Linked DNA regions of Mus musculus: region 2 is linked to region 1. The links are chromatin loops, found by intact Hi-C in ENCODE. Cell type or tissue: left cerebral cortex. All regions are shown on one strand. Links, peaks and the distances in the headings refer to the core of each region. The heading gives the core; the rest is flanking DNA. Region 1 holds the start of Cdc42ep4 (CDC42 effector protein (Rho GTPase binding) 4). Region 2 holds the start of Cpsf4l (cleavage and polyadenylation specific factor 4-like).

Evidence for each region. Peaks named below come from ENCODE experiments on the same cell type or tissue, not always from the same donor. Only the 100,000 strongest peaks of a DNase experiment are listed, where the experiment ranks them.
Region 2: a loop joins it to region 1, with 2.3 times the contacts of the local background. A loop is called at or near these places in 11 of 42 quality-filtered maps.

Annotation. Positions count from the first base shown.
Region 1 is chr11:113,744,372-113,759,262 of GRCm38, reverse strand. It overlaps Cdc42ep4 (CDC42 effector protein (Rho GTPase binding) 4), which reads left to right and starts at 7,448. Exons shown (of 2, transcript NM_001163346.1): 1 at 7,448-7,575. It also overlaps the pseudogene Gm11736. In left cerebral cortex, for the core only: a CTCF peak has its summit at 8,453; DNase peaks (open chromatin) are centred at 7,411, 8,078, 8,469 and 9,008; H3K4me3 peaks cover 3,738 bases; H3K27ac peaks cover 2,524 bases.
Region 2 is chr11:113,696,831-113,711,721 of GRCm38, reverse strand. Cpsf4l (cleavage and polyadenylation specific factor 4-like) reads left to right here and starts at 2,196. Exons shown (of 8, transcript NM_026682.2): 1 at 2,196-2,335; 2 at 2,868-2,918; 3 at 5,153-5,305; 4 at 8,356-8,451; 5 at 9,213-9,309; 6 at 9,627-9,666; 7 at 11,740-11,886; 8 at 13,056-13,551. The coding sequence starts at 2,233. The coding sequence ends at 11,886. It also overlaps a transcript of D11Wsu47e not described here. In left cerebral cortex, for the core only: a CTCF peak has its summit at 7,814 (motif pointing left); a DNase peak (open chromatin) is centred at 7,806.

The DNA of each region.
Region 1 (14,891 bases), core at 5,753-10,752:
AAACCTAACACCTGATTTAGCAACAGTAACATGGGTCTAACCTTAGACCATAGTAACATGGTCTAACCTTGGACTTAACAGATCACTAAGCATGATCCAAAGCTTAGTCCCCTAGCATTTGAACGAGAGAGAGCTCCTGTGGGCTAAACTATGACCGGATCTTCGTCACAGATATGACTCAGTGAGACCAAGCAACGCCCTCAAGGTCTCACAGCTAGGGAAGCAAAACCGATGTGTTCCAACCCCCAGAGCTTCAGGCCTCATTTCTGGAAAGCTCCACAGCCTATCTATCTGCTCTGTTACCTCCCCTTCATTTACCTCAGCTCTAGTGTCACTCCTGTCTCCAGAGGTACCCAGCTAGGTATGTAATACCTCCTGGGTCAGGGGTCCTCTGTGGCACTGGAACTCATGTGTGCTATGAGCTCTTTGGAGCAGTCCTTCCGTTCCAGAGTCTGGCCCTGCACATAGTCAAAAGAGCACCCAGCAGAGGAGATTCAGCCAAAGTTCAGTCTTAAACAGGGGTGGGGTAGGGTTGGGTGGGGTGGGGCTCTTAAAATTTCCCTACTCTCAACTCCTTTCTGCCCAAGAAAATTTTGCCCCAATATAGATGGGTATGTAAAACAAATATACAGACCAAGCATTTAGTAGCAATAAATCTCATGTAAATTCATTTAAAAATGATTCTTCAGTGTGCCTGTAATTGTGACATGTATTAAAGGAAGATGAAAGCAAATTTTCATGCTAATGAGATGGACATGCTTATCTATGTTTACATAGGTACTAAATATTGGCTGAATGTTTTGATGCTGCAGGGTGTGGCGTATCTTTCAACATTTTTCAGAGTTGATGGATATTTTGATTTTCTAACAGTCAGTAATGACAACATCATTCTGTATGAATATGCAGCACAAAATGGTAGAAGTATGTTCAGGACCATCCCAGGAATTGTTAAAAATTCAGCCTGGATGCCAGGCGTGGTGGTGCACGAATTTAATCCCAGCACTCGGGAGGCAGAGGCAGGAGGATTTCTGAGTTCGAGGCCATCGTGGTCTACGAAGTGAGTTCCAGGACAGCTAGGGCTATACAGAGAAACCCTGTCTTGAAAAACCACAAAAAAAAAAAAAAAAAAAAAAACCAACCCCCCCCACACACAAAACCCACACACACAAAAAATCTGCCCTGATCTCAAGCCAAAATTTACATAATTTTTAAAAAAGATTTATTTATTTATATGTAAGTACACTGTAGCTGTCTTCAGACTCTCCAGACTCCAGACGAGGGCATCAGATTACGTTATGGATGGTTGTGAGCCACCATGTGGTTGCTGAGATTTGAACTCAGGACCTTCGGAAGAATAGTCGGCGCTCTTAACCACTGAGCCATCTCGCCAGCCCCACATAATGGTTTTTTAAAATTATATATATATATATATATATATATATATATATATATACATATATATATACATACATATATGTGTGTGTGTGTGTGTGTGTGTGTGTGTGTGTGTATCAATACTCAAGTCAACCACTTGGATAGCAATGTTTCTAACCAAATATCCTAACATAACACAACCCAGTGGGCTCATCTGGGGTCTGGAAGATGGCTCAGAGCTTAAGAGCCATGCACTGCTCTTGCGGGAGACCTGAGTTCAGTTCTCAGCACCCATCCACACAAAGATACACCTGCACAAAATTAAAAATCAAAATAGTTGGCCAGCTTGGTGGCGCACGCCTTTAATCCCAGCACTCAGAAGGCAGAGGTAGGCGGATCTCTGAGTTTGAGGCCAGCCTGGTCTATAAAGGGAGTCCAGGACAGCCAAGGCTCTAGTATACAAAGAAACCCTGTCTCAAGCCTAAATAAATAAATAAATAAATATTTTAAAAGATTTACTAATTTGATTCTCCCGTGCTGAGGAGTAACTGTAGGAGAGCTTCCCCCCCCCAATATAAGTCTTTAATTGTCCCCAGAGACCCCCAAATCACTGGTAGTTCAGGATCTTGTCACTGGAACTGAGTAAGTTAAGTCTTACTCATCAGCCTGCTTTTCAGACCCACAGATAGCTTCCATCCAGAAACCTTCCAAACCCTTGGTTTGAACAGTTCTGGTTTGCTGAATCTGAAACAAATCCAGAGTCTTTTCCTTCAAGGATTAGTTCATCCCTGTGGGCTGGAGAGACAGAACGAGCGACACACCCGGCCACCCGAACACTGCGGATCTCTTTTCCGAAGTTTCATTTTTCTACCAAAGACCCATTCTCCCTGAATAAGGACGTTGATACGTAGGTGAGCATCCACACACCTCATCCTGTAACGGAAGCCCAGCACGACACCCTTGATCGCGTTCTGAACATGACTGCACACGGTTCAGACAGCGGCCGGTTCTGTTCTGTCACCCCACCACGTGCCAACTCAGAGCCTCTTCTGTTTCTTTCCAAGGAGACTCAGCTCTGCGTGGATGGGCTTGAGGTTCCCCCGGAGGGTTCTTCTGGGGCCCTTCACAAGGACTGTGTGTCCCTTCAGGGTGATGTCGACATTTTCTGGAATGTTGGCAGTGTGATTCACTCTTGCAGTAGATCGGACAATAAAAGCTGGAAAACTATTTTTAAAATTTAATGTTTGCTGGGTGGTGGTGGCATATGCCTTTAATCCCAGCACCTGGGAGGCAAAGGCAGGAGAATCTCTGTGAGTTCATGGGCAGCCTTGTCTACAGAGTGAATTTCAGGACAGCTAGGACTACCAAAAAACCAAAAAAAAAAAAAAAAAACAAAAAACAAAAAACAAAACAAAAACCAAAAACCAAAACTATCTTTAAAAAAAAATGTGGATGTGAGTTTTCCCTACATACATGTCTGTGCACCATGTGTGTTGGATCCCAGGTACTAAAGTTACAGATTTTGCAGAATTCTGTGAGTTTGAGGCCAAGCTGGTCTACTTACAAGTTCCAGGACAGTCGGGGCTACAGAGAGAGAGAGAGAAAAGTCATTTGTAATAATCCACTATTCATCTGTAAGAGCAGAAGGCGTTGTGTGTGTACAGTAAACACACGGCAGTTCATAACATACAATTGTCTCGAATCTGAGCGGAGGCTTTGGCTGCTACTTTGTGGCGTTACAGCGCGCACTGTGCCAAAGAACAGGTGCTTCGAGTTCAGGTTGTAGTGAGCTACGGGTGGGACATACCTTGGATTCATTCTGTGTACCTTGGGCCTTATCCATTCAGACACTACCTTTTACTAGTGTCAGATTTTTCTCCGCTCCGCCCCTATGTTTACACACCTCCATGGCCGAAGAGGCGTCACCTACAGAAACTGAGAGAAGCCATTTCTTCATTTCTTTGAAGAACTCTGTCTCAGCCTGTCTATACTCTTGAAGATTCAAACGGTGAGTCAGACTCCCCACTGTCTCCAGGGGACAGAGGACAGACCTTTGTCTGGCTTCCTTAGGAAGCCCTGGTCACCTAGACCTCAGATGTGTCATGGGCCTGGAAGCTGGGCTAAAGAGCCCCCAGATGAGGTGCTTTAACTCCACAATGGGGTTGTGAGCCTTATGCACCACTTAGATATCCTGGGGATTTTCCTAGATGCTCTGCGGAAAGGTCAGCTGAAACCTTGGAGGTGTCCCAGGTGGTTCCTAACAACTGGGAACTCAGGAGTTGAAAAGGCCTTTGTCCTGAGGCCAGAAAGTGAATAAGCCCAGAACCCAGGCCCCAGACGACAGTGACAGTTCTTGACCTGGGTCATCCAGGCCACTCCAACCTTAAACTTCCAGACACCAGGCTCTCGAGAGGATGCTGTGATAGGATCTCGGTCTGTTTCGTTTCAGTGGTCGAAAGGCCCAGCATAGAAAGAGATGTGAAGGGCCCAAGTGTTCTCACGGGAAGGGGCTCTGGAGGCTTAGCTGATTTCAAAATGGAAGTGAGGGCCAAGGGTGCGGGGCACCACGACAGAGTGCTTACCTATCAGGCGCCAGGCCTGGCTTCAATCCCCAGCACTGCAAAGGGACCACACTGTATGGTAAACACCAGAGAAGACCGAGTGTGATTTCCAGCTTCTCTGTAAGGAATGGGATTAGCCAATCCATTTAAAGCTGCAGCAGCGGAAGGTGAACTAATGTCTCGTTGTTAACACCAAGAGGTATGCCTGGGGCTCGGGGGCGGGCTTCGGAGGGACAGGCCCACACAGCTGCAGGTATCACGCATGCTCAAACTCCAAAGACAGGCTGAGACATATGCCCAGGCCTAAAGGATTATAGGTCAGGTCACACCTTAAAGGTTCAGTTAAGACCTTAAATCCCTCCCCAAACTCTGGGACTTTGCGCTTGCAGACGTTTCCAGCTAGGCATTCAAGTCTTCAAAGTTAGTCTAGTTGATTTACACATGCCTAGCCACAGATGGCACCTGCCTAAAACAAAAAACAAAACAAAACAAAACACTGTTGGGGTGAAATTTAACTTCAGTGGAGTTTTAGGAGAAAGATCGCCTGCCTCAGACCAGGGTTTTAAACAGCAGGGAGAAATTAGCTGTTTCTTTTGGTCTTCTTCTCACTGGTGAGTTCTAAAAGAGATGGTCTAGGTCCCCCACAGAGAGGAACCAGTTTCCACCGGGCAATCTGAGGGCAGGGACCCAGGGGATTTTTGTCTTCTAAGCCTAGAACCCCTTCGAATGTTTGTGGAAGGAGTTTAAATTTGAATAAAAAGAGAAGAAATTTCAGAGAGACCAAAAACAAGGCAGGCAAACCTAGGATCAAGGGAAAGCAGACAAGAGCGACCTGAGAGGATGGAGCCTGTGGGGTGCCTCTTCCCTTAACCCGGATGGATCGCTGGCTCTTGAGGTAGGCTGGCATTCCCAAATGATTTATGGAACATGAAATGAGAGGAGAAGACTCTTGAGAAAATCAGAAAAAAGCTTATGAATCAAATTAAAGCTTAAAACGAACAAATGAAAAACTCCTGGCTCTCTAGGAGCACAGGGAGGCGGGTGCCCAGGAGGGAAACCACTGGGGTATGGCACCATCCGGGAAGGCCACTGAGAGCCTGCATCTGGGGGAGTTCATGGGGGAAGGTTAACGTTTGCACTAGTAGGGGAAGCGGGGGGGGGGGGGGAGGGGTGCTGTTGTGTTGTAGAAATCCCAGTTTCTAAATCCGAGTCACTTGGCACCAATGCTGTGTTTTATAAAAAAGAACAAGAAGCCAGGGTTATGTTTGGTGGAGGCGCGGTATGGTGTGGGGAAGGGGGTGCCTCTGCGGGCCCATGCTGAGGCACCCCTTCCCCCTGAGGGACCAGCCACACGATGGTATAGTATGGAATAAAGTTTATTTAGGGCATAGGGAGGGGAGTTGAAGGGGTAGCAGAGACAGAGAAAGGCAGAGAGAGGAGAGAAGAGAGAAGAGAGGAGAGAGAGAGAGAGAGAGAGAGAGAGAGAGAGAGAGAGAGAGAGAGTGTAAAGGAGTAGAGGCCGGCCATAAACATGGGGGGGGGGAGAAAGAGAGGGAAGAGAGGGAGTAAGAAGAGCGAGAGAGGACTCCTTTTTTTGTTTGTGTTTTTTTTTTTTTTTAAAGATTTATTTATTTACTATATGTAAGTACACTGTAGTTGTCTTCAGATACACCAGAAGAGCGCACCAGATCTCATTACGGGTGGTTGTGAGCCACCATGTGGTTGCTGGGATTTGAACTTCAGACCTTCGGAAGAGCAGTCGGGTGCCCTTACCCACTGAGCCATCTCACCAGCCCCCTGTTTGTGTTTTTTGAAGACAGGGTTTCTCTGTGTAGCCCTGGCTGTCCTGGAACTCACTCTGTAGACCAGGCTGGCCTCGAACTCAGAAATCCGCCTGCCTCTGCCTCCAGTGTGCTGGCATTAAAGGCGTGCACCACATTGCCTGGCAAGAGATCCTTTTATAGTGAGTCTGGCACACCTGGCTGTTGCCAGGTAACTATGGGGTGGAGCCTAGAAGGAATGTCAACAGGTGCTGTACCCATTTGAGAGATGGGAAGGCTTGTGGGCCAGTGAGGGGCAGAGTTGAAAGCCAGAGGCAACACAACTCTCTCCTACTGGTTTGCCCTAGTGCCCTGTTACAGCTACCTCTGACCCACAGACCTGACTCCGACACTGTTGTCTATTCTAAACCACATTTCTCTTTCATCTTGACAACCTCCAGGTGAGGGACCCATACAAGGACAGTCAGAGTAGGGGGAGGAGGTATAAATTCCCCATGGTAACCCAATCACGGTCAGAACCCCAGGGATATCCCCATCCCAAGTTACTTTGGACCCCGTGTTTTAGTTTCACTAATTTTGACATCTCTTTTGGTTGGTGGTGGTGCTGGGCTTGAATTGAACCAGCCTCGTGCTCCGCAGCCGGAACTGGACCCCTAGACCAGACACTGAACTTTTTTTTTTTTTTTTTTTTTTTTTTTTGGTTTTTTGAGACAGGGTTGTTTCTCTGTATAGCCCTGGCACTCACTTTGTAGACCAGGCTGGCCTCGAACTCAGAAATCTGCCTGCCTCTGCCTCCTGAGTGCTGGGATTAAAGGCGTGCACCACCACTGCCCAGCGACACTGACCTTTTAGGTTTGATTTTCACACAATATGGACAGTTTGAAGTTTTCATGGATAGACGGGGAGATGGGGGAGAGGTCGGGGATGGGGTGGGATCCTGAGAGACAGGGTTTCCAGAGGACAGTGAAGGAGCTGAGGGACCGTGAGGCAACTCTGGGGAAAAAGGAGGCTGAGGCCTACACCACCCCACCCCCACTTCCTTTAAGTAGTTAGGGAACTTTCACTTTGGGTTGGCTCCGTTTCCTCTTTATTGACTATTTCGCCCCTGGCTTTTATTGCTTTTAATGATCATTCATAGGTGGGGCTTCCTCTACCCAAGCACGCGGGATTTAATTCCGGGAGGTTCCCTGGGAGGGTACTTAAGAGCCCATGATCACCAGACAGAGCTATCAAAGCCAGGTCACCTTGCTGAAAAGTTCCTCCACTGCTCAGACCGGGTCTGGACTCGGGCGGACCTGCTTCTCCCGCCCTCCAGATGGAGAGGGAATCCACGGAGCCCAAGCTCCTGCTCGTGGTCCAGAAGTGGGTAACGTCCTGGAGGGAGTTGTTTTCTTACCATTGTTCAAAACTGGAAGAGCCAAGAGAGAGCTTCCCCTTGGTTCCTGGGGAGGGGATGTGCTCCTGTTTCTGCGGACCGCACGTCGGTTCCGCGGCAGAGCACTGGGGGCTGTGGGGCGCGACTCCTCAAAGCAAGACCTGCTCTGTCTACCCTACTAGGAGCTTGTGGGGGGCGTCTCAGGCTTTTAGATTTGAACCTGGGAGGCCAAGCAGCCGAGTTGAGTTCCGTGGCAGTCATTGGCTGCTGCGACGGAGTGACATCAGCGCGGAGGGAAATGGGAGGGAGGGCTGGGAGGAGCCTGGGAGGGGAGTGTCCTAGCTTCTAGCACACTCGGAGCCCCGGGAGCCAGAGGAAACAAACGCCGGCGCTGCCATGGGTCGCCAGCCTTGCCGAGGCGCCAAGCACACCGAGGGGAGCGTACAGCCGCACCTGGTCCGCGCTCGGGGAGCTGGGGACCGAGGTAGGCGACGAGCATCCGTTTGTGGCCCAGTGGCCGCGTGAGGCCTGGGTAGGCTCGAGACCCCTGGTGACGTGGAGAAGGTAGAAAGACCCGGGGATGGGGAAGATGAGGACCTAGGAGCAGGGCGCGCGCGCACACAAACACACCCCTCTGTGCCCAGCGTGGGTAGGCATGCCTGGGACCAGACCCAGAGTCACATACCGTGTCCCAGAAAATCATTTGCGGAGGAGGGGGTAACAACAGGGCTCAGCGTCGCCAGTACGCCCCGATCTGGCCACGGGGACTGTTCGGGGTGGGGTGAGTGGGCAGGTTTTAAAGGTCCACCCCCTCGCGCAGGAATGGGGTGTGTGTTGCCGTGGGCAGGCACACAACAATCGGCGGCGGTCGCCCCGAGGGGGGCGTGTGCGCACAGACTTCTCCATGAATAACCGCTGAGTTCGTCGGTAGTGGTAGAGGGGTGTACGCGTGCTCTCCCGTGTACACACACTGCTTTAGGCGCCACCCGGTGTCGCCCGGCCGGGGAGAAAGGAGGGCAAGAGCCGGCTGGAAGGCAATAGCCTAAAGAGCAAATACTCCCCGCCCGTCGGAGCCCTTCCTTCTCCCGCCCCGCCCGCCTCCCTTGGAAGACTTGGAGGCCAAGGCCGCAAGAGGCGCAGGGTGGGGCTGGGCCGAGCTGGCGGTCCCTTAGAAACCTGGGACGAGGCTTTACGCGGGGGGACCTGCGCGCGCGCCCGGTACGTCCGAAGCATGGGGCTCGAGGCTTTTTCAGGGGCGAGTAGGTAGCGGTTGGTTAATGATTTAACCGCTGGCTTGGGACGTTGAAGGCTGCGATCCTGATCTCTGGCTCCTCCCCATTCCTGGAGCGCCCCCAGCCGGAGGAACAAATCTGCCCTCCTGTGTCTGTGGCGTCGTCTGCTGGAGCTGCCTTTCCCCTTTGGGGGACCCCTGGTTGCTGTGGGTGAGTGTCCTAGACTGGCGGGGTGGATGGCGGTTGAGCTTCCTGGGAACAGACCGTAGGACTTGCGTGTGTGCCTGCGGGGGGAGGGGCGCTCCCTCTCTGTTAACTCAAACCAGGTTCCTTGTGTTTGCCCAATGAAATACTGCGGCCTGGGCTTCGGAAGTTTTCTTTTTCTCCCGGGGAGAATGAAAAGGAAATACAATGCTTTCTCTTTTCTTCTTGGCTGGGAACTTCTCCCTCCCCCCCCTTCACCCACCCTCCAACAGTCTCACCTCTTGCAATCTGACCGGCTCCCACGTCTCTCCCTGGGCCGACAGCTCCCATTCTTTGCCCAGGTAGTTGAGCCGTTGAATGAGGAAAGCTTCCTTGTGGGTGTCTTTACTTTGAAACCTCTTGTCCATTCTCGCTGGAGCGGTTGGGATACTTTTCATCCTTACCCCCAGCAACCATCTGGACCCGAGATCTGGGGAGCATAAACAATGAGAGGCCCCTGGCAGGGGGCCTCTGCCTTGCAACTTCTTTGCCCTGTCTGGGTTTCCAGTAACGCCTGCAGCAGCCTCTCCCGCCCCTTTCTGAGGCCTGGCTGGAGGAGGGGGGGACCACCAGTGGGATGGAGTGAATTTTAAAGAACAAAGAACAGGGCCCACAGCATGGGGAACCTTAGCTACAGGTTTCTCCCAGAACTGGGGAGGTGGGGTTGGAGGGACGTGCTGGAGCAGAGCCAGGCCTCTGGGCAGCCCAAGGGCAGTTGGCAATAGTGGGGCATCACTAGAGACCGGGAAGCTACTATGCATGTCAGGGAGCTGATACAGGGCTGAGTGTGGGAGGGACCATGTGCTACCAGCCCTGATCAGCTGCCTGTATGTGACTACTGATTAATGTGGTTTATCTCCTCTGTGAACAGGGACTTTGCCCCTTAACTATTTCCCACTGAGTGGAACCTTGGGAGATACGGGCGGGAGGAGAGCTTCTCAGCTCCTGGTGATCGATCTTAGCGCGGACTTTAAGGAGCTGGATGCTAAAGCGAGCCTGCTCCCAAAGCAGTATTGATGTGGGGGTGTCTCGGCCCCTCTGGTAACTTCTCGGGGTTTGCAGGACCCTTTGCTCATGCTGTCTGTATGCTCGTGCTGTTCCTCTGAGCACTTCTTCCATTTTGGGGGGGGGGCTCCTGTCTCCCTCTCTTTTGAACCCTCCTTTCCCCCCTCAGTTTGTGGCTCGCATATGCCTGCTTTCGAGTTCTTGTTCTGATCCTGTGTGTGCGCCCAGCCTTCTTTTGAAACTGACCATCCGAGCTTCCCAGCAGGAAGTCGCAAGCAAAGGGAGAGTTTCCCTGTGTAAAGCTGTGGTCCCAGGGGTGGTCTCCTGCTGACCTGTAAAGGGATCCTAGACCCTCCCTTCAGAGCTTTCTCCAGGAAGGCCTGGGTCGCTCGTGGTTCAGCAACACCCTCCCCCACCCCTCCCCCACCCCTCCGCAACTGCAACTGCTTTCCCATGGCCTGGACAGGCCGTGCCCATCTGTGGCAGGCATGGTGTTTGATGTTGGTGTCTCCTTCTCTTCCTCTTTTCCTTTATCCCTGCCTCCTGCTTCCCTTGAAGTTTGGATGGAATTGGCAGGGGAGGGGCGTCTGCAAGTCAGCATCCCGGATGGCCTCGGAGGAGCGGAGGAGCGGCTCCAGCTGTTCTGGTTGGGACATCCATGCCACCGTCTCAGCCCCACAGACACTTAGGCGCTTGCCCCTGCCGGGGGAGGGAGGACTCTGCCCCTCAGAAGAACAGAGGCGCTGGGTTGATGCCAGCGATAAGGCTGGGGAGTGGAGGGGGTTGAGCAATCTCACCCTGGCAGTTGATCATGGACCTGAGCTATGGTTAGGTCCTCTTCTGACCGAAGGACCGGAAGCTTCCTCAGCCTTGGGAGAAGGGACCAAGTCCCAGAGCCAGGGCACACTTCAAGTGGTGGTTTAGCAGAAGGCCCTTGACAGCAGACTCCAGCTAATTCTCCTGAAGTGCCTCTGGGATGATGCTCAGCTATCCTTGAGTGTAGGGCCTGGGACAGTCACCGAGGGAGGGGCAGCAGAGTGGCTAAAAGTAGCCCTGCCTGACTTGCCTGGTGGAGAAAGTTCAGCCATTAGCAGCCCACATTCCTACTCCTGATACCAGTGAAGCCCCAGCTTACAGTGGGCCTCCTGGAGCCTCGGGCTCCCTTCCAGCTGAGGAACACTTTCTAGCCCTTCCCTGCACCCCAGGCACTGCGCTGCTAGGGGGTGGGGCATTGCTGGCCCATGGAGCCTCCTTTAGAGACTGGTGGTCTTGACCTCACCTTTTCAAGCTGAGGTAGGCTCTCCCATTTTGGTCTGTGGTAGAAACAGTTTGAAGGTGTCATGTGTGCACACCCCTGCCTTTAATCCCAGGGCCAGGGCAAGAGAGCCTTGCACGTCTTGCATGTTTCCTCATAGCTGCTTGGGTCACCATCCCCTGCCTTGGTTTTCAGGGTAGTGGATGATACCTGCGGAAGCCACCGCAGCAGGCGGCTCTCTCCAGGAGTCTGGCACATCTGTCTCCTTTGAGGTCCTGTGCATTGTTGCTGGTAGAACCCAGGGTCTTGTCAGTCTTGTCTCTTCCGTACCCTGGTCCTGGGGAAGAATGAGAGTGTTTCTCATGGTCCTTACTGACCTGAAATCAGAAGGAGCAGAAGTTCGGTTTGAGAAGAGCTGGCCCTCTCCATCCCATATCACTAAAGGTCAAAGGTGAAAGAGAAGGAAGCCCTAGGCAGGGCTGCCTCATGACCCCCTGCTGGGTGGCAGTGCTAAGCTAGGACAGACTCTGTACCTTGGCTTCAGGGGACAGCTTCATGCGACACCCTAGAGCCTATGGGGTTAGGTTTGTACAGGTATGTTCAGGACTGCCCGTGGATCCTGTTTGAAATTAGCGTCACTGCGCATGCTCAGTAGATGTGGGGTCCCGGCAGAGTGCACATTTCAGGGTTGCCTTTTTATCTGTTGAGTTGTGTCACCCCTTGTAGAATGTGTCTGTGTGTCTGTGTGTGTGTGAGCGTGAGCTTACATCTTCACCTTAATGTAGAAGGCTTTGAAAGCTATGGGGAAACTGAGGCAGAGATAGCTAGCAAGCTCAGTGTGGTGAGCCCGATTATGATCTGGCTCTTAACCCCCTCTATTCCAAGTCCCCAGCAAAGCCAGGTTGGAAGATCTGCCATCTCACTTAGGGGTTTTCTCTGGAGCCCCCAGAGTACACTTGTGTTTGCCTCTCAGCTCAGGAGTGGTTCCTGGGAGAAGCAAAGTGAAACTGAACTAAGCAGGGCCTCGCGGATGGATCTGGTTGCAGGCGCAGCAGCTTCCTTCTGATGTGAGGCCAGGAGCAGAAGCCCCGCTTGTCCGCTTGTTCCGCTAGTTCCGCTAGACACCGTCTCCTATAGCCTGTGTATCGCCTGTGGTGGCTGGTGTCGGGCGGCTGACTCCTGGAAGCCCACGTTTCCAGGAAAGGTCCTATAAACAAGTGAAGCTGCCGGATGTCCTTGGGTCATTAGTTGTTCTTCGTCTTGGCTCCTTGGTCAATTGTCGTTTCCGGTCTCTCCCAGGCCCTGGCCCCTTTCTCTTCCCTTGTGGGCAGGCCATGGTAAGGGAAACCATTCCCTTCACCCTCCTGCTGGCTTCCTTCCCCTGGTTCGAGCCAGAGGGTTCTGGACTGAGGGTAGAGATGGATGCTGGGTGAGATTGAGGTAATTTCCAGCTCAAGGGCTCCCATCCCCCCACCCCACCGTCTATTTCCTAGAATTAATAATTTTCTCTAGGATGATAGAAAATGGAGTGCCCAGACTGGAGATTTTAAAATATATATATATATATATATATATATATATATATATCAGTGCTAGCCTGCATGTATGAATGTTCACCATGTGTGTGAACGCCTTCAGCAGGAGCCAGGCAGGCCCCATGGAACTGGAGTTAGAGACAGTTGTGAGCCTCCGTGTGCATGCTGGGAACAGAACTCTGATCCTCTCCACAAGAGCAACAAATACTCTTTAACTGCGCTCTCTAGCTCCAGCGATATTTTAAAATAATTCTTTTTATTTGTTTGTTTTTATTTGTTTTGTTTTTGTTTTTCAAGACAGGGTTTCTCTGTATAGCCTTGGCTGTCCTGGAACTCACTTTGTAGACCAGGCTGGCCTCGAACTCAGAAATTCGCCTGTCTCTGCCTCCCAAGTGCTGGGATTAAAGGCATGCGCCACCACGCCGGGTAAAATAATTCTTTTACACACACACACACACACACACACGCACGCACGCACGTGTGCACACTGGTCACAGTAAGGTCAGAAGACACCCTTGTGTGCTCCATTCTCTCCTTTCACCATGTGGTTCGGCATGCTGAGCTCAGGCCTTCAAGCTTGGTGACAAGTGCCTTTACAGATGTGAGCCATCTCATGGGTCTTGGGGAAATCTTTAAGACGAACACAGTCTGTGAAGCAGTGGGCTTCCTGTGGGTGTTTGGTCCTTGTAGCCCTCCCTCATCACCCCTTCGAGGCTTGATGAGACCCCTCCCACCTCCGATGTGCTTGTAGAGTGGAAACCCTGAGAGTTCAGCATCACATTTCTCTGGATTCTTCTCTCAGCTCTGTCCTTAGGAGCTGTGTGACCTTGGTGACTCATGGGCTCTCTAAACCCTGCCCTGCTTTCTCATCTTCAAGATGGAGATGACAGTGTTGATCTGTGGTATTTGATATTGTTGGGAAAAGGACCCAAGATAAAAGCTGTCAGACACGCAGCACGAGAACCTTCAGTACTAAACGCCATTTAGCCAGAACATATAGCATCTAGGACCTGGAGTGTCTGCTCTGCTCCATACTTCTGACCTGTGGCCTGGGGAGAGGACCACCTGGTGCAGGGTCTGGCCCTCTGCCTGAGGCTAGGGAGCATCTCAAATCCTAGATGCCAATTGATCAGGACTAACTTTGGTAGACGTCTCTCCAGACCACTCCTGATTCCAAAGTCGACTGCATTCCCTCTTTACCAACTAAGGGGTTGATTGCTGAGACACACTGTGTTTCCCCACTTGTTAGCTTGGTTCAGGCATTGGAATCGTATAGTTTTATACACTGTTAAGGATTGCAAATTTGAGTGGGGGCGTGGTAGCACGCACACCAATCAATAATGCCAATCCTCTCAGGCTGGTGGAGGGAGGAATCTCTGTATATTGGAGATAATGGAGACTGTCTGTGAGTCCACTAGAGAATGTGACAGTTGATGACAGTAGCCATAGAGCAGTGCTGTTAATAGCATAATGCTGGGAGCTGAGGGCAGCTGTGTGCTAGGACACAGGCTTATTAGCATGTATACAGCCCAGGCTTCCATGTCCAAGTCTGATTACCGCTTGCCCCAATAAAGGATAGAAGGCTGGTCATACGCATAACTTTAACTTTTCTATAGGTTTTTTTATTTTTTGTTTTTGGAGACAGGGTTTCTTGTATAGTCCTGAAACTTACTCTGTAGACCAGGCTGGCCTCCAGCTCACAGTGCTGAGTGAGTGCTCAAATTAAAGGTGTGCATCACCGTTGCCCAGTTTAATGTTAACTTTTCTTTTTTTTTTAACAAACAGATTTATTTATTTATTTATTTTATGTAAGTACACTGTAGCTGTCTTCAGACACTCCAGAAGAGGGAGTCAGATCACATTATGGATGGTTGTGAGCCACCATGTGGTTGCTGGGATTTGAACTCCGGACCTTCAGAAGAGCAGTCGGGTGCTCTTACCCACTGAGCCATCTCACCAGCCCCCTAATGTTAACTTTTCTAATAGTCATATTTTTTTTAAAAAGGTAAATTTTCATATTAACGCTGCACGTCCAAAATATTGCCATTCCCACATAGTTGTTGAAGTTTTTCAGTGGAGGGTCTGGGAAATGGCTCAGCAGTTAGGAATACTTGCTACTTTTTCAGAGGACCTTGGGTTGATTGCTAGCACCTATGCAGGGCAGTTTACAAATGCCTGTAACTTTAACTTCAGGGGAATCTAACTCCCTCTTCTGTGTCTCTGTTGGCATGTGTGCACGAGTGGGTGCACACAAATGCACACACAAACATAGACACATACACAAGACACATACATACACACACAAACACATGCAGACACAGATACACACACTCTCAGAAACGACACACACATAGACACATACACAAGACACACACACACATACATACATGCACACAGACACACACACTCTCACACACAGACACACACATAGGCACGTATACAATCCACACACACATATACAGACAGACATACACACTGATCACAGACACTCACAGACACAGACACACAAACACACACACAAATAAAAGAG
Region 2 (14,891 bases), core at 4,699-9,698, 46 kb after region 1:
TCACAGTCTGACTACTATTTGCATATCATATCCATTGCCTCCTCTCAGCCCATCCTCCAGGGAAGACTTGCAGGGTGATCACCCTTATGATTAGCACACACCCCTTACACACACACACACACACACACACACACACACACACACCAGGCCTGGTAGCTCATACTTTTTTTGGGGGGGGGTAATGATTTATTTATTCATTTTATGTATTTGAGTACTCCATTTCTTTCTTCAGACACACCAGAAGAGGGCATCAGACCCCACTGCAGATGGTTGTGAGCCACCATGTGGTTGCTGGGAATTGAACTCAGGACCTCTTGGAAGAGCAGCCAGTGCTCTTAACCTCTTGAGTCATCTCTCCAGCCCAGCTCATGCCTTTTAGCCCAGCGGAGACAGGCCAATTTACCTAGTGAGTTGGGGTTGGTCAGGGCTAAGTAGAGAAAGGCCTTGTCTCAAAAACAAAACAACAAAACAAAACAATCCAAACCTCTGAAGTGGCCTAGGACTCCTCCCCTCCTCCACCTCCCAGCCTACTGCCCACTGCACCCTTTCTTCTCTGAATGCTTGTTTTTGCTTGAGTCTTGGTCAGGCCCCTCTTCTGGACAAAGCCCCCCCCCCCCCCATCATCACCAGATTTTTCTCCTAACATACTCTCTGCCACCTTTCCTTGCCCTCATCCCTCCATCCAACCCGTATTCTGTCCAGTGTTGTTTCTGCCCCATAGCCTGAGTGTCCCTCCAGCCCCCCAAGCCCCCACCCATGGCAGTGACCTCCAGGACGTGGCTCTGCAGTGTGCCCTTGAGCTTTCCGCACCTTGGTTGCCCCCTCTGCCTTCTCTAGCAGACCCATGGGACTCTCAAATAATCCCAAGGTGACAGACCAAGGACCTAATCAATACCTAAGGATAGGGTCAAGAGATGCAAGAGCCTCTTCCCCAGGGACCCTTGATCTCCAGCCCTAGACAGCCATTCTGCCTACAGTCCCGGGTACAGGGTGATCCCAGGCTACTCTTACTCCAGCCCCACCCAGCTCCAAGGCCATTCCCAGCGCGGATCTATCTCTCCAGCTGCTGTCTTTTCAGATCTGGAGTTCAAAAGAACAACAGATCTAGGCATAACAGCCGCAGGAAACAAAGCTGGCAGGCTGGATCCTGTCGGCTCAGCCACAGGCCTGCAGCGCCAAGCTTACCTCTCCCCGCTGGGTCCCGGGGAGGAGATGTCTCTAGTTCTAGTTCCTAGGGCCTAAAAAGCCCACATGTCCTGGTAACAGTGGCTCCTGGAGAGGCCAGGCCACTTCAGGACCCAGGAGGGGGAAGGAAATAGCCTGGTTTAATTAGAGCTTTAAAAATGCTCCTAAGAAAGCCGATTCTGAGGTCCTCAGCCCTTCAGGGCAGGGTTGGCCTAATAATAATAAAACAACATTTGCATGGATATTTCATTTACAAAGCATTTTCTCCGGGTAAGGGAGGCTCTGGGGTGGCCCAGTGGATTCCTCGCTGGGAGGTCACCCCCAGCCTTGGGTCGGTTCCACCTCCTTCGGAGCTTACCATTGTGATTGCCTGCGGGGTAAACAAAGGGCCCTTCATGGAACTGTTTCCGATGCTTCTGGCCTGCATTCCTTTTGTCCCCCCCCACCCCCCTTCCAGGAAGAGCACGCTTGGGGTTTGTCATTCCGTCTAGAAAAGAGGCTCAGAGGGCCTGGTGGGAGGGAGAGTGGCTGGGACCTAGTGGAGGAACCTTTCCTCTGTCCCACACACCCTCTGACTACCCCCATCCCACTCCACCCAACACCTGGGCATCGCTGTATGCAGTAGGTTCGCATCAATGGGTAGTTATATCCCCACACATACAATGGGACACTGGTTTGGCAACGGCTCTGTTCTGTGATCGGCAGAGATAAGCAGGTGTGAGTCTTTGCCAATCCCTTCCCCAGCTGAGGATGGGGGTTGTGTGAACAGTGTGGGGGTGTGGGGCCCTGGAAGGCCTGCACCTGCATGGGTGGGTGGGAGGGCTGAGGCAGCCGAGGAGCCTCTGGGGGTACACTCAGCCAGAAAGTCACGTGCAGTCACCTGGCCCCTTGAAGGAAGAGGTGACCTGAGAGGGTGAGAAAGAGGGGCCAGCATCAGATAGGGCCTGGCCCCGTTAATTAGGATTAGGTGCGGATGGGCTATATAGGAGCCACCTGCGGGGGTTCTGGCATCTTGGCTCTTTCTGCTTTTCCGGCGGGAGACGGAAGATGGAGGAGGTCATTGCCGGGCTGCAAGGGTTCACGTTCGCCTTTGAGCTGGATGTGGAATCGCAGAAGGGCACTGGGCTACTGCCTTTCCAGGGCATGGACAGTGAGTGGCGATGCCTGTGTCCCCTGCTCAGGTCCTGGAGGTGCTGTGCGTCTCTCCCACACAGCTTCTGGGTATTCACTGCCCGGGATAGAAAGGCAGACTTCCGAGCTGCCAGAGCTCCCTGGGTGCCCCCGAAACCTTCCACCTCCTGCCTCAGAGGTGGGCTGAGTTTAAGTGGAATTTAGAGACTGGTTCTGGGCGGTGGGGGAAGGGTTTCGGAAGAGGGTACCCCGTTGACTCAGCCTCCACAGACGGAGACAAATGAGAACTGGTTTTGATGGTGGACTGGGGCCGCCAAGGGGCTGAGAGGCAGGCGGGAGGATTGTGGCGGTTCTGTCCAACCTGAACTACAGGGCGAGACAGTTGCATAAACAGACGGGCAAAGGAACAGGTAAACAACAAAACTCCAAAGCCCAGCCAGAGAGAGTAGTCGGGGCCCACGCAGCTCCAAGCCCGGAGGCTTAGGTGGGACTTGCCGCAAGGCTCCAGCTCTGGGAACGCCACCTTCTCCTCCGGTTTCTTTCTCCTCCAGAGTCCAGTTCAGCTGTGTGCAACTTCTTCGCTAAAGGGCTCTGTGTGAAAGGTGAGTGAGTCAGGCCTGGGCTGGGCCGGGACAGGAACGGCTGTGGGGACCATGCTGGGTTCAGCTGGGGACTAGGACGTAGTGTGAGCTTGGCTCCTGGACTAGATAGGATCCAGCCTCTGTCATGAGCAAGAAGGTAGCCAGCCATGTGTAGTTGGTACCACAGAAGTTGTGTTTTATTATGCTGAGGGTCACCACACAAGGCTCACACTCTCAATTCCTAACTACGGTCATATTATTATCTGCTCAAGGCTGCTCACCTGTGCGACGACATACCTTAGCTAGTTTATGACAGAAGTCTCTGATTTGAACCCCACCCTGGCTACTGGTCTTCTTTTCTGGATTGGAGGTCACTTTGAGGTTCCTCCAATAGCAACATACAGTGGTCTACATACCTAACCCCTAACAGTAGTGTTTCTAATTCACCCTGAAGCCCGGCTATGGACTCAGGTGAAGAGAGTCTTAAGGGGCCTGCCGTGGAGAGCCTTAATATTCGGTTCCTATAAGTCAGGAGGCTGGGGGTGGGGCAGAGAGGACCTGGAGCCCTTTCGGGATGATTGCATGAGAAGAAGAGGAGCTCACTGGCCATCCAGGCCCCGGGAAACCAGAACCTTCGAGGTCCATTACAGAGTGAGTGAGCCACAGCTCAAAGAGAAAGCTGCTACTGAGGAAAGCCAGAGCCCAAGGAATGGCCAGCCAGGAGTGTGTGTGTGTGTGTGTGTGTGTGTGTGAGACAGAGAGACAGACAGACAGACAGAGTCATGCAGGCAGGCCAGGGGGCATTCAAAGAGGATGTCCTTGTCACGCATGGAAACAAGCCTTGCTTAGACATAGCCCTCCCTTCCAGTGGCAGTGTCTGCTGAATAAAGATACCGAGGTGGTCAAATGTAATGTTTCTAGTGTGTGGCCACTGTTAGAGTCACCCATGTCATGCCTGTGTTGTCCTTAATATTTGAAGTCGTGAACTCACGCCAAGGAGGCCTGCAGTGCGTGGGTAGATCACTTGCCTAGCCTGCAGCAAGCTCATGATCTCCGGCTGGCGATGCAGGCCCGTAGTCTCCGCACTTCGAAGTTGGAGGCAGAAAGGTCAGAATTCCAAGCTCATTCTTGGAAACATAGTGAATTTGAGACCAGCCTGGGCTACTCGAGACCCTGTTTCAAAGACTGAGAGAGACGACTCAGCAGTTACAGGCATCTGCTTCTCTTGCAGAGGACCCTGGTTCAGTTCCCAGCACCCACCTGGCAGCTCACAACTGTCTGCAGTTATAGATCTGATGGCACTTCTGACCTCTGAGGGCTTCGGCACGCAAGCACGTACATACATACATACATACACACACACACACACAAACACACAAACACATAAGAATTTTTTTTTTTTTTTTTTTTTTTTTTTTTTTGGTTTTTTGAGACAGGGTTTCTCTGTGTAACCCTGGCTGTCCTGGAACTCACTCTGTAGACCAGGCTGGCCTCGAACTCAGAAATCCACCTGCCTCTGCCTCCCGAGTGCTGGGACTAAAGGCGTGCGCCACCACGCCCGGCTCATAAGATTTTTTTTTAAAGATTTATTATTTATTATATGTAAGTACACTGTAGCTGTCTTCAGACACTCCAGAAGAGGGAGTCAGATCTCGTTACGGATGGTTGTGAGCCACCATGTAGTTGCTGGGATTTGAACTCCGGACCTTTGGAAGAGCAGTCCGGTGCTCTTACCTGCTGAGCCATCTCACCAGCCCAAGATTTTTTTTTAATTCATAGATTTATTTATATGAGTACACTGTAGCTGTCTTCAGACACATCAGAAGAAGGCATCAGATCCCATTACATATGGTTGTGAGCCACTATGTGGTTGCTGGGAATTGAACTCAGGACCTCTGGAAGAGCAGTCAGTGCTCTTAACCGCTGAGCCATCTCTCCAGCTCTATTATTATTATTATTTAATAAGGAATAAACAAATCCAGAATATTTCCCTCCCTGTAAAAGTCATGAACTCAACAAGCACTTACAGTATGCCAAGAGCTGGGCTGGGTATGGGAAAGGCAGCCTGGAGGTTCTGTTAAGATATCCTCTTGCCCAGTGTGGTCCCCTGACCCCTCTTCCAGCCTGTTCTAGGTTGTGTCTGGGTGATGGGACATAGAGATGACAGGTGAGGAGGAGGAGGAGTCACCTTCCAGGCCCTGCGAAATCCCCCAGGCTGGTTAGGTGGGGCCTACAACAGGTATCATGTTCCGCAGGGATGCTATGCCCACTCCGGCACGAGCAGGGTGAGAAGCTGGTGGTGTGCAAACACTGGCTTCGAGGCCTCTGCCGGAAGAGTGATTGCTGCGACTTCCTGCACCAGTATGACGTCAGCAAGATGCCCGTGTGCTATTTCCACTCCAAGTTCGGTAATGCCTCTCCCGGTTTGTAGGGGGTGATGGAGGGCTTTAGGGTGGGGTAGGAAAGGAATCTGGTAGTCAGGTGTGCCCCAGAAGTCCAGCCTTATCTGAGCCTAAGCTGTCGGCTTCTCTGAACCCTAAGAAAATACAACCAAGGCTGGATATGGTGGGGCACCCCTCTAATCTCGGCACTAGGGAGGCTAAGGCAGGAGAATCCGGGATTCAAGGCCAGTCTCAGCTACAGAGGAGTTCAAGGTTAGGCTGCACTACAGGAGACCTTGTCTAACAACAAGAAAGGAAATAAAAATTAGCATTCAAGTATGGTGGTGCACACCTTTAGCCCCAGCACTCAGGAGGCAGGCAGATCTCTTGAGTTTGAGGCCACAGTAAGTTTCAGGACATCCAGGGCTCCACAGTCAAACCCTGTTTCAAAACGAAGCCAACAAGGAGCTGGAGAGCTGGTTCAGTGTTCAAAGCACTTGTTATTCTTCCAGAGAACCTGCATTTGGTTCCCGGAACTCACAAGGCAGCCCACAACTGCCAGTCACTCCGGGGCGGATCTGATGCCCTCTTCTGGACCCCTCGCCTGCCACACACATTATGCACACACAACATGCAAGCAAAACACCCAGACACACACACACACAAATCCTTCAAGAAACAAGAAATAAAAATAAATAAAGGCTGCAGAGCCAAGCCCGTGTCAAGCCTGCGGCCTGTTAGTCTCAGTGACAGTTACCACAAAGGGAAAGCAATAGGATCCTGTTCCCCACTCCAGGCCTGGCCAGTCAACCCCCAGATGACTGTCAGGAATAGCCTTGAACGGAGCACCTCTCAGTCTCTGTTGGGCCCAGGCCAGGCCAGGCCTCCCCAAAGGAGATGTGTTTGGTACTGCCACTTGGAATGCTCACCGGTACCCCCCCCCCCCCCGGCCCCGACCCCCGCCATCTTCTTCCTACTCGCCTGCTCTTTATAACTTTTATTTTAGATGAAAATGTCATGGTAACTCCCAAAGGGGAAATCCTGCATCACTTGTTGGAAAGAGAAGGTCACTGTGTAAATAAAGCCACGAGGTTTAGAAGTCTGGGCCCTAAAATTACCTTGTGTGGTCAGGTCTCCTCCAGCCTCTGTCGGGGCCAGGTCCTGGGCTCGCTCTTACCACCCCTTTCATTCTGTCCCTCCCTCCTCCCCCTCCCTCCTCCCCATGGTGATTTCTCTAGCCTCCTTCCTTGGCTCCAGTGAACTTACCCACTTGAGAGCAGCTTCTTGATCAACCTGTGTTTAATATAAACCTAACTGGCTCATTTCACCTGTGGAGAACTAATTTATCAGATGGGGCTGTGTGTTATATTTCATAACACTGGGTACCTTGAAGGGGCAAAGTCTTTCTCAGGGCAGGGGAAGTTCGTCCCAGTCCAGCGTTCTAGACTGCCTTCTCCAAGGAGCCAGCCAGTGCCTCTGGCAGTTCATGAGGGTGCCTGAATGTCTTTCTAGAATAAACAGACGAAGTTTATCTGGAGGCTGGTCCCCATAAGTCACTGCCTAAAGCATTTTCACTTAGAAAGATCCCTTTAATCTTTCATCCCTGAGTCCCCGGGTTTGATGAGCAGATGTGGTCCTGCATGGGACCACTTTTGCATGCAAGTAATTATTTATGCGCAGATGTGCAAGCTCACCATCGTGATTTGCAATCTAAGGTTTTGCTCTCAACAGTGGGTGAATACCTCTAATATTACAAAAAGCAGCCGGGCGTGGTGGCGCACGCCTTTAATCCCAGCACTCGGGAGGCAGAGGCAGGCGGATTTCTGAGTTCGAGGCCAGCCTGGTCTACAGAGCGAGTTCCAGGACAGCCAGGGCTACACAGAGAAACCCTGTCTCGAAAAACCAAAAAAAAAAAAAAACAAACAAAAAAAAACAAAAAAAACTTATATGACTTATATGCTAGGTGGTACATGCCTTTAATCCTGGAACCTAGGAGGCAGTTGTCCTTAAAATATCATATGTGTGTATGTGTGTGTGTATCATCCCTCACACCTCCAGTACCCCCACTTGCTATGCAGACCAGGCTGCCCTCAAACTCAAGAGATTTGTCAGCTTCTGCCTCCCAAGGGCTGGAATTAGACTCTAGAGGAGTGTACCACCATGCTCTGCTTCGGTGTCTATTCTAAAAATACTACTGAACTGCAAGTGGTCTTGGGAGATGTGTAGCGTACACGAGGAGACCAACTGAAAGGGGTTGACCCCATGATGCAGCATCTATCTATAGTTGGCATCTGTGGTGGACTGAGACTTGGTGGAGATCCCGCTGTTTTGGAGTCAGTTAACTTCTGTAAGCAACACCTTACCCACGCTCTGTAAATAAGCTCAACAAACTCACGGGCATGCACATGTGCACGCACATACATTGTTGAGGCCTGGCAGCGCAGGAAAGAACATTTAGTAACTGTCAGGACTGAAAGGAGTAAAGGCCTGTGCAAAAGATGGGAGTGCAGGCTGGAGTGTTGCTGCCACCTGCTGGCCAAGATCTGGAACAGCAATGTGCAGCCCAGCAGGACAGACTGGTAGTTTTGAGTCCAGAAACACTAAGATGGCCTAGGATGTGCCAGTAAGCCCTTTTGTGAAAGGAGACAGGACAGATCACAGTCCTCTTCTGATCTAACTTAAGATCCTTGTTTGGCAGTTGCAGGCGGCCCGTGCCTCCAAGGCTGCCTCCTTGTAGAAATGCAGCTGACCAAGGCTTGGTTCACCGCATAGACACAGCCCAGCCCAAGCTCACCCCTAACGCAGTCCTTCTGAAAGGTTCCCTGGGGCCCAAATAGAACCTCTACTCTGTCCACGGTACTTTCTGCAAAACACCCCTGCCCTTCCTGGGACTCTGAAATGGTAGCGTGTTTCTAGTTGAGATAGATGACCAGAAGGTAACTTCCCCTTTCAGTGTTAGAGGCCTTCCAAAGATGGTGACAGGGGGAAGACAATTCCATGGCAGGGTCAAGGTAAATCAGGGCGGGGCTGTGGAAGTGTGAACCTGGTTATAGACAAAAGACCGATGGGCTTTTCAGGGAACTGCAGCAACAAGGAATGCCTGTTCCTGCACTTGAAGCCAGTTCTCAAGCTCCAGGACTGCCCGTGGTATAACCAAGGGTTCTGCAAGGAAGGTAAGAGCTTGCGAGACAGGGATAGGATGCCCGAGGGATGCGGGTGTTCCCGATGGAGATGCTCAGCAAGCAAGGAGTAACATTCCCCATGAAACTGGGCCATATAACTACCCCAGTGGAACGCCTTTCTGAGGTTGTCCGAGGCTTGTATGCCGGTGGAGAAATCTGAGACATTGGGAGACTCAGCCTGGTGTCGGCATGACAGGCTTCTCAGGGAAGGCTGTGAGATTCACACCCTATTCTCAGCGGGTGGATGTAGGACCTTGGCTGAGAAGACTAGTAGAAAGTCTAGTCCATGAGAGACACAGCTCCCAGGTGCTGAATGCCACCTAAATTCCACCCTTTCCCTGTCTCCCTCTCTTCCTGCAAACTTGGAAGGTTGTGTTCCCATGGGTCTCTGGGTCTTATCATATGTGTCCCGTGGGCCTCCGGGTGAGCGTCTTAGCACTGGGTTGGGAGTGGCTTGAGCATGCTCGCCATTCAGTACCTGCTTTATGCTGGGGGAAGGCAAACTGTGGGGATGGAACCCAGGGCCTGGAGCATGGTCCACCTGTGCTTTACCATCGAACCACATGTCCAGCCCTTACCTGAGCCAAGGTCTCTGCCCCATCTGTCTCTGGCTTCAGGGACATCAGCAATGTCCCTTACCCACCCCGTCTCCAGTGGAGAGCCTGCTACAGCCTGAGCTTTTCCTCATAGCTATTCGTGTATTCTTCCCTCTGGGTGAAGCAGACCCTCGCGGCCATTTGCTCTTTGTCTAGTAGGTCCCCTGTGTAAATACCGCCATGTTCATCAAGTACTGTGTCCCAACTACTTCACCGGCTTCTGCCCCGAGGGACCTCAGTGCCAATTTGGGCAGTAAGTATGATCCTTCTAGTCTCCAATCCACCGGAGTGCTGGCCCCTACCTTCTGGATCTAGATCCTGACATGATGTGATTCCCTTTGCCCTTGGTGGGAGGTCATCTAGCAAGTGTCTCCCTAGGGATTTTCGCTGCTGCCCCACCCTGGAGGTCTGGGTCCTGTTGGCTGAGTGGGCTCCAGCCTTCCCTGTTAACATGCATGTACTCTCAGGAAGGGGTGCAGGTGGGGGTGGGAGCAGGGCTAGCAGGCTATGGCCCACTCTAACACACACACTCGCGCCACCCCCTCCTATGTCTCCCTCTCCTCCCCTCAGCCCTAAGATGAGTCCTCCGTTCCATCCCAGTAATGTGAAGGTAAGTTAGCGCTCTGCTGTTCACATGAGGGCCTCTCTCTTTTGGCTCCCATACCTGTCTGTGCTTCCTCGAGCTATACTAGTCTCAGGAGACCCCACTCTTACACCATGCACCTGCATGCGGTAGCTCCTCTCAGCCTCTCTCAGCCCATGATGTCTGCACCTGGAAGGGTCACCCAGAGAGGCCTGCCTTCCTTTCTTTTCTTTAGCTGGGTAACACGGGGATGCTTTCTTTCTTCCTTGTTATTTTTATTTCTTTGTGTATATATATGTACATGCACACTTGCCACCGTGAATGTCTGCAAGTCAGAGGACACCTTGGAACAATTGGTTCTCTGCCGTCTGGGTCCTGAAGGTAGAACCCAGGCCGTCAGGCTCCCCTGCAACCGCTCTTACCAACCGAGCCATCTTGGCATCCCACACCAGTGGGGTTCACTGACAAACAAATCAGGACACAGTCCAAAGCCAGCTTTCTGAATGAAAACTATGACGAGTCATATATTTTCCTGGTCCCGAGGGGGAGACATCTTATCCCCATGGTTACCACGCATCAGTGAGAATTCACTTCAAGGCTCAGCAGGCTAATCATGCTCTCCGGACCACACCTCAGTGAACCACGGGTCCTCACTAGCCAGGCAGGTGTTCCAGAGCTACAGACGAGCATCCTAGCCTCTCTATGCTTGTTTGCTCTCCCTCCCTCCCTCCCTCTTCCCTCACCCTCAACCCCTCTCTTTTTAGAGATAAGTGTCTCACTATTTAGATTTGGTTGAGGCCTGGCTGGCCTGGGACCCTTGCTGTGTAAACTAGACTGGCCTGGAATTCAGAGATCATCTGCCTCTGCCTCCCCGGTGCTGAGATGAAGGTGTGTGCCACCACGCCTGGATAACGGCTTTCGATAACTAGGGCGATGCGAACAGTTTTTAAGAGGCTGCGAGGAGGGCATGAGAGGTGGTTCACAGTGGGTACTGCTCTTACAGAACCCCAGTTTAGTCCCAGCACCCGGGGGGATCTGATTCCTCTGACCGTTGTGAGCAACTGCATGTACTACTTGCACATACCACAACACGTACATACTCAGTTAAAAGGCAAAATGTTAAGAGGTTGCAGGGAAATGAGAAGACTGTTTTGTGATGTGGGATGGCCCTTCCAGGGTTTACTGGACCAGCACCAGCCTCATGCACACATTGCCCATGATAGTTTGCATGTTTTAAAATCACCAACTCAGCCCCTGGCTGTTTCCTCTGGGCAGTAGTGTTGGGTGGGGCCTGATCTCGGAGGTGGAGCATCCTCAAGAGAGGAGACTGATGAAAGCAGTTGTCAGTCAGGGTGGTGGCGGCGCACGCCTTTAATCCCAGCACTCGGGAGGCGGAGGCAGGTGGATTTCTGAGTTCGAGGCCAGCCTGGTCTACAAAGTGAGTTCCAGGACAGCCAGGGCTATACAGAGAAACCCGGTCTCAAAAAACCAAAAAAATTAAAAAAAAAAAGCAGTTTCCATGAATGGAGCTGGGCTTTCCCGGCTTCCTTACCCACCTTGTGACCACACTGCATGACCACTTGGAGTACAAGGCCCTTCCCAGAAGCTCAGCGGACACAGCTTCCAGGCCTGAGGCCCCTGCTTCCAGAAATGTGAGGCCAGCTAAACTCTTGTCTTTATAAGTTACTGAGCAGGTAACTTCTTCCAAGGCATACTTTTGGTAATTAACATTATAAATAGAACGGAGGAGGTGGAGGCAGGAGATTCTGGACAAGGCCAGCCTTGACTACATCTGGGGGATGGAGGCTAGCCTCGATTACACGGCATAATGTCTCAGAAATAAAATTGTGTGTCTGTGTGAATAGGATTTCTCAAAGAACTAAAAAAAAAAAAAAAAAAAAAAAAAAAAAAAAAAAGATATTCTGGGAACAGTAAAACAAGGCAATTTCCCCAAAACAAATCTCATGTTAAAATACAAAACAAACAAACAAACCTACCCCCCCCCCCCCAACCCAGAGATTCCTAAAATTACGGGTATTTAGGTGATCATGTCTATACAGAGTGTCTCTGTAACACGGTTTACTCCTGATTTCACTCTAGCTGCAGCCTGTCAACCAGCCATGGGATTCAACAACTTCTACTGGCAACACTCTGGTGTCCCCTTTCCAGGCAAAGCCCATGGTCCACGGTCAGAGGAGGTGGAGTCTGCCTCAGGCCTGCAGCTCAAGGGCACACCCTGCACCTTAGGTAGGTGAAGGAGCCCACGGGGCAGGGAGAGCACTTCCTTGTTCAGGGACGTGAACGGAGAGAACACAGGGCCTGATTGGGGGTCGGTGGGGAGGGTACATGCCTGCAATCCCAGCATGCAGCAGGCAGTCTGGAGAACTGGAGCAAGTCTGAGGCACATAGCCTCCACATAGCGAGCTCCAGGCAGCCCAGACAGGGCTACAAAGTGAGACCCTGTGTCTCAAAAGAAGAAGGAGCTACTGAGTGTGGTGGTGCATGTCTTAGCTCCCAGTACTGAGGAGGCAGAGGCAGGTGGATCTCTGAGCTCCATGTACACTAGGGCTGCAAAGTGAGACCCCATCTCAAGATAAATAAGTAAAATGTAAAATAATAATAATAATAATAATAATAATAATGAAAACCATACCTTTATGAGCTAGCCCGCAGTCTGTCCTGCACTGTGATTTTTTTTCTTCCTCTCTTTAAACAAATCCTCAGTGGTCGAGGCTACAGTCCCGTGGGTAGAATGCTTGCTTGCTTAGTAGGCATCAAGGGTTTGATTCCTGTTTGCATTCAAAATGGAGGCAGGAGGACCGGAAGTTGAAAGTCCTCCTTGGCTATGTAGAGAGGCAAGCCTCTGCTCCGTGAGACCTGGTTTCAAAAAGAAAATGCAATTACACCAGAAAGCTAGGTGAGAGAGCAGAACACTTTTATTTTTGTCTGTTTGACTTTGCGAACCTTTGCAAGTCCAGAACCACCTTGGCCTTCTCTGAAACATGGGAGCCGAACGTGAATCTTAAGCGTCTCTTTTGGGTCGAGATCTTGCTATTATTTCCAGGCTGCTCTCAACCCATTGTTCTTACAAGGTTCTCCCATCCCAGCCTCCTGAGCCGTGAGGCTGGAGAAGCCAAGACATTCTAGAAAACCATCCGGCGGTTCTCTGGACAAGCAGGGACTTTTCTTCTGAGAATTTATGAAAAGGCGTGGCCTTAGCCGGGCAGTGGTCGCACACACCTTTAGTCCCAGCACTTGGGAGGCAGAGTCAGGCAGATCTCTGTGAGTTGGAGGCCAGCCTGGCCTATAGAACGAAATCCAGGACAGCGAAGGCAGAGAAACTGTGTCTCAAAAACCAAAGACAAAACCAGCCATGACCTTTTAAGCTTGCTTTCTCCTTTATCTTCAAAACCCAGGCCACCATGCCAGCAAAGTAAGCTGTACCCGTTGGAGCCATCAAAACCTAGTCTGAAGCGAGGGAGTTGGACGTTCTCCTAGGTAAGGGCTGGCTCCATGGCCTCCTCAGGGTATTCTGTACCCAGTGGTCCAGTGAGCTCCATCACGGTAATGAGATGCAGGATGCAGAAAGAGCCTCCTCTACCTGGCTTATTTCCATTTATCCTGCACATGCCCGAGATGCCAATCATACAGCAGGATACGAGGTCAGCTGACTGTGGAAGGGAGGAGTCATTCATGAGCCAGGAGAACAAAGTGCACTTGAAGCTGTGAACTCTACAGAGTCAGTCAGTCAACATCCCATGCTTGGCTCCCACGCTCCCGCAGACTGCTATGGGTCAACGGCCTCAAGTGCTCCCAAAAACGGGCAATCCGATCCAACGATTGCTTTTACTTTGACAGCTGTTTGCCTGTACAGCTTATTTATACTCGAGAATATACTGTGTGTTCTGTGTAGTTGCATTGATTCCTTTTCTTGATGCTGTGAGAAACATCCAACTCACGGGGGTGGGGTGGGGGTTGGGTTGTTCTGTGCTCCTGCTTTGAGAGGACACTGCCTATCACAACAGGGAAACCGTGGTGGGAGTGTGAACTGGCTGGTCATATCAAATCCAGTCAAGGAAGCACAGAAAAAGAAAACGGACAGCTTCCTTCTTGGTTTTTCTTTTTGAAAATTCAGTCTGGGATCACAGTACATAGAGATGGTTCACCTATCCGTGGCCTGTCTTCTCCACCCAGCTAAGCCTCTTGGGGAAATAACCCTCACAAACACACCGAGGTGGATCTCCTAGGTCACTGCAGCCAAGCTGACACTGAAGATTAAACCCCATGGGGGATTAGGCAGTAGGCACACGGAAAAGGCTTATCCTCCTGAGGTAAGGCGGTGACCAGGCCAGTAGCCTATCCCATGACAAAGCAGACACAATGCTACTTAATCCCCTGGGAAAGAGTGGGCAGTTAAGTGGACCTTTTATAAGATTACAGAAAAAGACCAGGCAGGAGTGGTGTACGCCTTTAGTCCCAGCACTTAGGAGGCAGATCTCTGTGAGTTTAAGGCCAGCCTGGTCTGCAGAGTGAGTTCCAGGACAGCCAAGGATACACAGAGGAACCCTGCCTCAAAAGAAAAAAAGAGGATAGAAAAGGGCAGCCTGCAGAAGGAACAGGTGGAGCGTGGTTGTCTGGTCTCCTTCAGCCTGAGGGCTTTGCTGAGGTGATGTACAAGACAGGCTCAGGGGGCTGGGTTGCTGGTTCCAGTACCACTTCAATCCACCCTAAGACACGATAAATCTTGGCTATGTAGGAAAACTGCCTCCTCTCCCCTAGCCTGCTTCCTCATTCTAGAATACAAGCAGCCACACCACAGGGCTACAGTAGAGTGACCTAGTACATACAGCAAACCTGTAGGACACCTGGCACCAGGGTGCACCCAAATCTTATCTGGTCCAAGTGTGGACGGCTGTAGGACCTAATGAGTCCCTGCGGTGGGCTGGATGAGACCGGCCCTCGTAGGTTCATGTATTTGAATGCTTGGTTGCCCTAGTTTGTGGAAATGTTTGAAAAGGACTAGGAGGTGTGGCCTTGGTGGAGGAAGTGTCAGTAGGATTAAATCCTCTACCTCTCTCGGCCTAGTGGTGTCTCAAGATGGGAGCTCCCAGCCATGGCTGCCTGTCTGCTGCCATAATCCCCACCCACCATGATGGCCATGGACTCACCTGGAAGTCCCTGTAAGTTCTTTCTCCGATAAGCGACCTTGGTCATAGTATCTTAGGATTTATTTACTACTATACATAAGTAAA